Regions from separate parts of the Homo sapiens genome. Here regions 1 and 2 are each linked to region 3. Evidence: read pairs that join two places in POLR2A ChIA-PET (ENCODE). Cell type or tissue: Panc1. All regions are shown on one strand. Region 1 overlaps KRT28 (keratin 28). Region 2 overlaps LOC105371777 (a long non-coding RNA gene). Region 3 has its middle 24 kb from the start of KRT24.

The links. ChIA-PET counts read pairs that join two places held together with the same protein. Peaks named below come from ENCODE experiments on the same cell type or tissue, not always from the same donor. Only the 100,000 strongest peaks of a DNase experiment are listed, where the experiment ranks them.
Region 1: POLR2A ChIA-PET joins it to region 3 with 8 read pairs; 2 of 35 experiments call an interaction of 5 or more read pairs at or near these places.
Region 2: POLR2A ChIA-PET joins it to region 3 with 5 read pairs; 2 of 35 experiments call an interaction of 5 or more read pairs at or near these places.

The regions. Positions count from the first base shown.
Region 1 is chr17:40,790,477-40,792,976 of GRCh38, reverse strand. It overlaps KRT28 (keratin 28), which reads left to right. Exons shown (of 8, transcript NM_181535.3): 8 at 408-781. The coding sequence ends at 550. Among named protein-coding and RNA genes, the nearest start is that of KRT28, 8.2 kb to the left of the region's middle. In Panc1, CTCF peaks have their summits at 769 and 969; a DNase peak (open chromatin) is centred at 966; H3K27me3 peaks cover 663 bases.
Region 2 is chr17:40,917,881-40,920,380 of GRCh38, reverse strand. LOC105371777 (a long non-coding RNA gene) reads right to left here. Exons shown (of 3, transcript XR_934754.3): 2 at 2,016-2,152. Among named protein-coding and RNA genes, the nearest start is that of KRT23, 19 kb to the left of the region's middle. In Panc1, no CTCF peak of the experiment used is centred here; no DNase peak of the experiment used is centred here.
Region 3 is chr17:40,726,625-40,729,124 of GRCh38, reverse strand. No RefSeq gene overlaps it. Among named protein-coding and RNA genes, the nearest start is that of KRT24, 24 kb to the right of the region's middle. In Panc1, CTCF peaks have their summits at 1,791 and 1,995 (motif pointing right); a DNase peak (open chromatin) is centred at 962.

The DNA of each region.
Region 1 (2,500 bases), 64 kb before region 3:
AGGCACCCACCACCATGCCCAGCTAGTTTTTATATTTTTAATAGAGACGGAGTTTCACCATGTTGGCCAGGCTGGTCTCAAACTCCTGACCTCAGGTGATCTGCCCACCTCGGCCTCCCAAAGTGCTAGGATCACAAGCATGAGCCCTCTAGTTCTATTTCTATCACAGCAATACTTTTACATTAATGGCAGTCATACACTACAACCGTAGTCAATATTTAAGTAGTTTTAGCTAAACTGTTCTGAATAGGAAGTATCAAGTGGCTAAAACTATCCCAAGCTATTATTATAAATATATACTTACTCCCTCAATCAAAAATATGCATAATATATTATATTGAACTAGCAGTGGAATTGTCATGTAATCTTTTTGGTTGAATATATGTATGCCTATGTTTTATTTCTAGATTTATCCAAAACCACACTGGTAAAGACAGTGGTTGAAGAGCTAGATCAACGTGGTAAAGTTCTTTCATCAAGGATTCACTCCATTGAAGAAAAGACATCTAAAATGACCAACGGCAAGACAGAACAAAGGGTTCCTTTCTAGCTGTCATTTTAGAGAAAAGAATAATTTGGGAAAGGATCCTGTACAATTGCATTATTCTAAATATCAGAGAGAATATACACACTTTTTACTTTTAAAGATACATTACTTAGCAAAAATACCTGTTTTCTTAGTTTTACAGGATATTGAGTGTTTGTTTCCAATAAATAAAAAAGTTGATGTGCATTCATTTCCATTCACTGATGACTAATAAATAACTATTTGTGATTTTTTTCTATGTCTCATTCATAGAGAAACACTTGTGGAATATATTTTAATTGCCTTTCACTGTTGTTTTAAATAATAGTCAATACCGCCACATGGCATTTGAATATGAAACATTCACTATGCATAATCTTTAAATCACATCGTGTCTATGTGGGCAAATAATCAAAAACTTCAGAAATTCTCCTGTGACTGAAAAGTCTCACCACTAGATGACGCATTCCTGGTATTTTACCAAGAGCCTCTCTCAAACTCTTCTTTCCACAATACCCAGGATACCATTCCTCGTCTAAACAGGATAATCTCCGGAAAAATCCACAGCAATATGGCTTGTGTTAGTGACACTTTTCCTAGAACAGGGGTCAGAAGCTTTTTTTGTGAAGACCCAGATAGTAAATATTTTAGGCATGGCAGGCCGTAAAGTCTCTATTTCAACTACAAACCTCAGCCGTAGACAATAGATGAATGAATGAACATGACTGTGTTCCAATAAAACTTAATTTATTAATGCTGAAATTTGAATTGTAAATATTTTTACCTGTCGTGGAATATTCTTCTTCTTTTAACTTTTTTTGACCATTTAAAAATGTAAAACCATTCCTAGCTCACAGTCTGTACAAAAACACATAGCAGGCCAAATTTAACCCACCAACACCTGTTCTCGAATGTGAAGCCCCATGAGGCTGATGAACATCATGATTCTTGTGATTATGACTATTTATACCTTTCTGGATCAAAATGTATGGTAGGAATTCCCAACAAATATTAAATTGCCTAAAAGGAAAGCAGCTCCTTTATTTCTCTGGTATATGGCCTGATTCCAGTGAAAATCTCCAGCAAGAGAAGGAATTCTGTCTCACAATCCTCCAGTCACATGGGATTCAGAGAAGTGGCAAAGAATGAGATATTTACAAAATCTTCAGCCAAAAGCCATCAAATGAAGCAAATACTAGAAATCCACAGAGAAATGATTTCCAAATGTACAATATTCAGGGCCAGCTACATAATTTTCAGGACCTAGCGCCAAATGAAAACATAGGATTCCTTGTTCAACAATCAGGAAAAATGTATCACCCAAAGGCACTAAAATATCAAGCTGTTTCCTTGCATCTGCATTTATGTTTTCAATTTGTCCTGGATTTTGTTGTTTTGATTTGGGGTTTTCTGTTGTTGTTGTTGTTGTTGCTGTTTTGTTTCCTTTCTTTTTTTTTCTTTTCTTTTTTTTTTTTTTTTTTTTTGCTATTTAGTTTTGTTCTAAGTAAAGTGTATTAGTCCATTCTCACACTGCTATAAAGAAACTACCTGAGACTGGGTAATTTATAAAGAAGAGGTTTAATTGACTCATAGTTCCATATGGCTGGGGAGGCCTCAGTAAACTTGTAGTCATGGCAGAAGGTGAAGGGAAGCAAAGACCTTCTTCACATAGTGGCGGGAAAGGGAGAGTGTGTGAGGGCACAGAAAAAACTACCATTTATAAAACCATCAGATCTCGTGAGAATTCACACTATCTCAGAGAACACCAGGGGGAAACCACCCCCATAATCCAATCACTTCCCTGTCTCAACACATGGGGATTACAATTCAAGGTGAGATTTGGGTGGAGGTACAGAGCCAAACCATATCATAATGAAAAATTAAAGTTCTAAATTATTGGCATACATGTTACTATGAGTTTTTATATTGTGCCATGCCAGTTTGAAATCCAAGCAAAAGAACATTTAACTTGTA
Region 2 (2,500 bases), 190 kb before region 3:
TTCTTTATGTTACTAGTTATTATAGTCTCCAAGCAGATCTAAAAATGATTTTTTTTCTCTATTTTAGCACCAACTAATTCTGCTGTTTTGGACATTATCTGTTTCCTGAAATCTAGAAAATGTGCATAAAATATGCTATTTTTCTCAAGGTGAATTTTTTAATACTGCTAGAAAAATATTTTGAGGAATATCTAAAAATAATATGACAAGCTGAAAAGAAAGTTGTAATACCAAATCCAGAAAACAATCACAAACCTTCCATTTACAATCATAGTTTATATATGATTTGGTAATGTAAATCATAACATATGAATAATTTTTCATGCAAGGACCTAAAATATCTTTAAAGTCTTATTAATTTTCGCTGTATCAATTAAGGTGACCAATTCATCCCAGTGTGCCCAGAAACTCATTAGTCCCAGGCAAACTGGGGTGGCTGATCACCCTATCAATAAATTGCCTCTGTTTCACTAAGGAGAGGAAAGAAGAGAGAAATGAAACCATTTGCCTGAATAAAGAGACAATTGCATGATTTTGGGCTCTAGGTAACACAGAATAATCTTCCCCCACACTTAAATCAGCGTAAAAATGTTTCAAAATGCCCATTACAAACCAATTAATGCCTATGCATTCAGGTGAATTACCAACCAAAGAAGATTTTGTTTGTATTTGAATTTGACCAACATACACCCAACCCACATAAAGGAGGTGGCAATAAGTTCTATTGTTTTCATTCCAGAAACACTTTGAATAAATAGCAATTATCATTCTATAACCCAAAATCCAACTAAACAAACCGATGGCTAATCCGGAGAAGTATAATGTATCACTTTGGAATTTAGGATTTATGTTAACATATTTGCCCACAGTGTCATAAAATGGTGGAGTGGATAGATAGATCCATCTAATACTGTTAATCCAATCAAATGCACACCTTTATAGACTCATGTCTTCACTATTATTTTTACACACCTACCCTGCTGATGATGTGTAAATCGGGAACTAAACATAAAAATTCATTATTAAAGGAATGTAGCAACAGTATGTGGAGGGAAGAGGTCATAAAGTCTAGCAAGGAGTAAGGACTCGAATTCTGGCAGCAAAAGGTGGGGAACAGAAGGAGACCCGAGGACGTTTCTTTAGTGCAGGGGTTCTCAAACTTGGCTCACATCAGGATCACCTGGAGGGGGTGAGAAAATTCTAATGCCAGGCCACACTCTAGAATAATTAAATCAAGACTTTTGGCCGGGCATGATGGCTCACGCCTGTAATCCCAACACTTTGGGAGGCTGAAGTGGGCGGATCACTTGAGATCAGGAGCATGAGACCAGCCTGGCCAATATGAAACCCCATCTCCACCAAAAATACAAAAATTACCCGGTGTGGTGGTGGGCATCTGTAATCCCAGCTACTCAGGAGGCTGAGGCATGAAACTCACTTAAACCCAGGAGGCAGAGGTTGCAGTGAGCCGCGACTGCAAGATTGTGCCACTGCACTCTAGCCTGAGCAACAGAGCCAGACTCTGTATTAAAAAAAAAAAAAAAAAAAAAAAAAAAGTACTTGTGGAGGTTGGGACCCAGCCATCAATTTGTTTTAAAGAGTCCCAAATAATTATAATGTACAGCCAAGTTTGTGAACTTACACTGGTACCTTCAGATGAGTGCTTTTTTGATCTGTTTGTATGTTTCCCATATTACTAATTTTTCAATACTCCCAACAGGAATTAATGACAACTAATGAAAAAAAAAGGACGTAATCCCCAAGCACTAGTGATTAGAGTTTCATTTTACAGAATTGTAGAGAACTGCTTCCAGGAAATACAGCTGAATTAAAACTTAGAATTGAGACAAATACTTCACTTACAAAAGTATTTTAGTGGCCAGGCACAGTGGCACGCACCTGCGGTCCCAGCACTTTGGGAGGCTGAGGCAGGAGGTTCACTTGAGGCCAGGAGTTTGAGACTAGCCTAGGCAACATAATGAGACTTCGTCTATATAAAAAGTTTAAAAATTCACCAGTGCAGAGGCTTGCACCTGTGGTCCCAGCTACTCGGGAGCCAAGGCAGGAGGATGTCTTGAGCCCAGGAGTTCCAGGCTGCAGTGAGTTTTGATCACAACACCATACTTCAGCTGAGCAACACAGCAAGATCTGTCTGGAAAAAAAAGACAAGGAAATCAGAAAAGTATTTTACAAAATTCTGCAAGCATACTTCCACCTAAGTCTAGCAAAATTCTTCCAGGTACTTAATCAAATATTTTTCCAAAGTGTTAGGTTCCTGTAGTAAGTTTCTCTTATGGAAATTTGTGTGTTATTTTAGACTCCTCATTTCTTTTACCTCTTAGATTTTTGTCAAAGCAAAGTAAAATAGTAATGTATGCAAATAAGAGACCCATCAAGAAAACATCTCTAAGCCAAGTGACTAAAAAATTAATTTAAGGAATAAAGAAGCAATTTTTTTCCTTAAAGAAATATCAGATTATTTTAGTATTTCCCAAATGCA
Region 3 (2,500 bases):
TTTAACTGCTATGTTCATCATAAACAGCACAGTGAGTTTGAAATATTCATATTACCTTGTTATACAATATACAATATGAGCAACATGGGCATTACATGTATCCTTGTCCAAAATAAATTATTCTGAAGCTATCAACATTTCCATCTTTAATCTTTAAAATCTGTATCTTATAGCAGGAAGATGTGGTTCCAGTTTTTTCAGATATTTTAATACAATTTCCTCTTTGGATACAACACCAAAATCTACAAAGCCATGTAAGGAAGAATAATCTTCATCTTGTCAGTAAACAAATAAAAGTGCAGGTGTCTTGGATCTTTGTTCAAGCACTATCACTAACTCATTCGAGATCTTAAAGAAACCACTACTCTGAGTTAAGACTTTTTAAAATTAAGATTTTTGAATTTTAAAAGGAAGGAGGCCGGGCACGGTGGCTCATGCCTGTAATCCCAGCACTTTAGGAGGTCGAGGCGGGTGGATCACGAGGTCAGGAGATCGAGACCATCCTGGTTAACACGGTGAAACCCCGTCTCTACTAAACAAAATACAAAAAATTAGCCAGGCGTGGTGGCGGGCGCCTGTAGTCCCAGCTACTCGGGAGGCTGAGGCAGGAGAATGGCGTGAACCTGGGAGACGGACCTTGCAGTGAGCCGAGATCGCGCCACTGCACTCCAGCCTGGGCGACAGAGAGAGACTCCGTCTCAAAAAAAAAAAAAAAAAAAAAAAAAGGAAGGAATTCATCTGCCTTCCTTTAAGTTCTTCATCCCTTTCTAGATGGTAGAGAATTTCACTAAATTTGCCTGAAGTTACTGGACTTGATATCAGGGGGAAAAAAAATACACGTAATTTAATAGAAAACATTTGGGAAAATATTTTTATTTGAAACAATTTTAACCACTTTTCCAAAACACCAGCATCAAAACTGGGTTTATGTAGAGTGCAAAATGGAGGTCAACGACACAGGCAATGCCCTGAAAACTTTCACAACTGCTGGCCTGGAAATGAATATGAAACCAAACTGAAGAAAGTGACTCACCACAGAAGGGAATCACGCCTCAATGCTTTTCCACCTCTCCTCCAAAACAATCATTTTCTTCAGGGTTTGTTTTAGGAAAAAAAAAAAATCAGAGAAAATAGAAGTATAGATTTTTCCTGTTTTAATGTAATCTTTTCTGTTCCTTTTGATTAGGCAATGAGATTGCGGAATAGTCTAGTAGTCATATAATTACTGTAAGGAATGCTGCCCCAGCTGCCGACCGGTCTTAATATTTGAATGTTGATAAACGTAACGCAACATTTTTGTCAAGCAAAACTATTAAGAAGCTAAAGAACAATTCAATTAATAGAGTAGCTAGTCAAATATATAAGTATAAATAAAATAGGGGTATATTTCAGAGCTCTGTTTTGCCAAGATGTTATAGCTCAGAGTAAGTCATGGCCAGCTCAGTTCTCCACTGAAGCAGCAAGATATGAGATCATGAAACTGAAAAACGTATTCTTCACACCCATGACACTGAGCTACAATCCCTAATAGCTAAGGTATGTGAGAGCAGCTGAATACAACCTCAAACTTAAATCAGAAAGAATCCATAGATAGGGTCTACATCTTTTTTTGTAAATAATTATATATAAAAATTTCAAAGATAAGCCCCTTAGAAAAGACATCAAATGGAACACCAAATGTACATAGAAAAATGGTGAGGACTATGACGGACCTTTCAATAGATGAAGTTAGGCTGACCTCCCGGTTTAGAAACATATGGTCTTATGGAATAACTAATACAGTACAAATGCAAGAAAACAGCAATAAAAATGATCAAACCTTATGCTTGAATATGGAATTACAATTTACAGAGTGCTCTGCGCTCTCCATTTGATGTGATAATCCTATGCCATGTGTAGGGCAGGAACTATTATCCTTAATTTTACAGGTGAAAAAACTATGGCTCAAGAAATCGAAGTTTCTAGATGAAGTTAAGGCTTCTTGGTAACTAGTAGAGTTCTACCACTAGAGGACTCTACTAGTTCTGACCCTAAATCCAGGCAGACTTCTGCAAATAATATGAGTGCATAGACCTGAGTTGGAATCTCAGTTCCAACACTTCCCAGATATCTGGCCCTGGGAAAGTCACTTCATTTCTTTAAGTTTTGTTGCAGGTTGACTCTCAGTGAGTAGATGCTGAGACTGAGTTTGAGGATCAAAAGTTATCCTAAGGAGTAATACTTATGAAAGGAAAAGGGAGAAAGCAAGACCAGGGAGGGTTTTAGTCTTTTGCAGGATAGTTAGCAGACTGATGCAGACCAAAGTCTCTGTCAGCCCCGTGAGAGTTCTGGAACAAAGATTGCCCATTGGCCCCTAGCATGCCCCAAAAATAAGTCATCACCATTTATCAACTGCATCAGATAGGCCCATTTTATTTTTTTATAATTTCAAGTGACTTTTACAAATAATATACAGAAGATATAAAAGATAGCACAAAACTAATTTATTTAAAATGTTAAT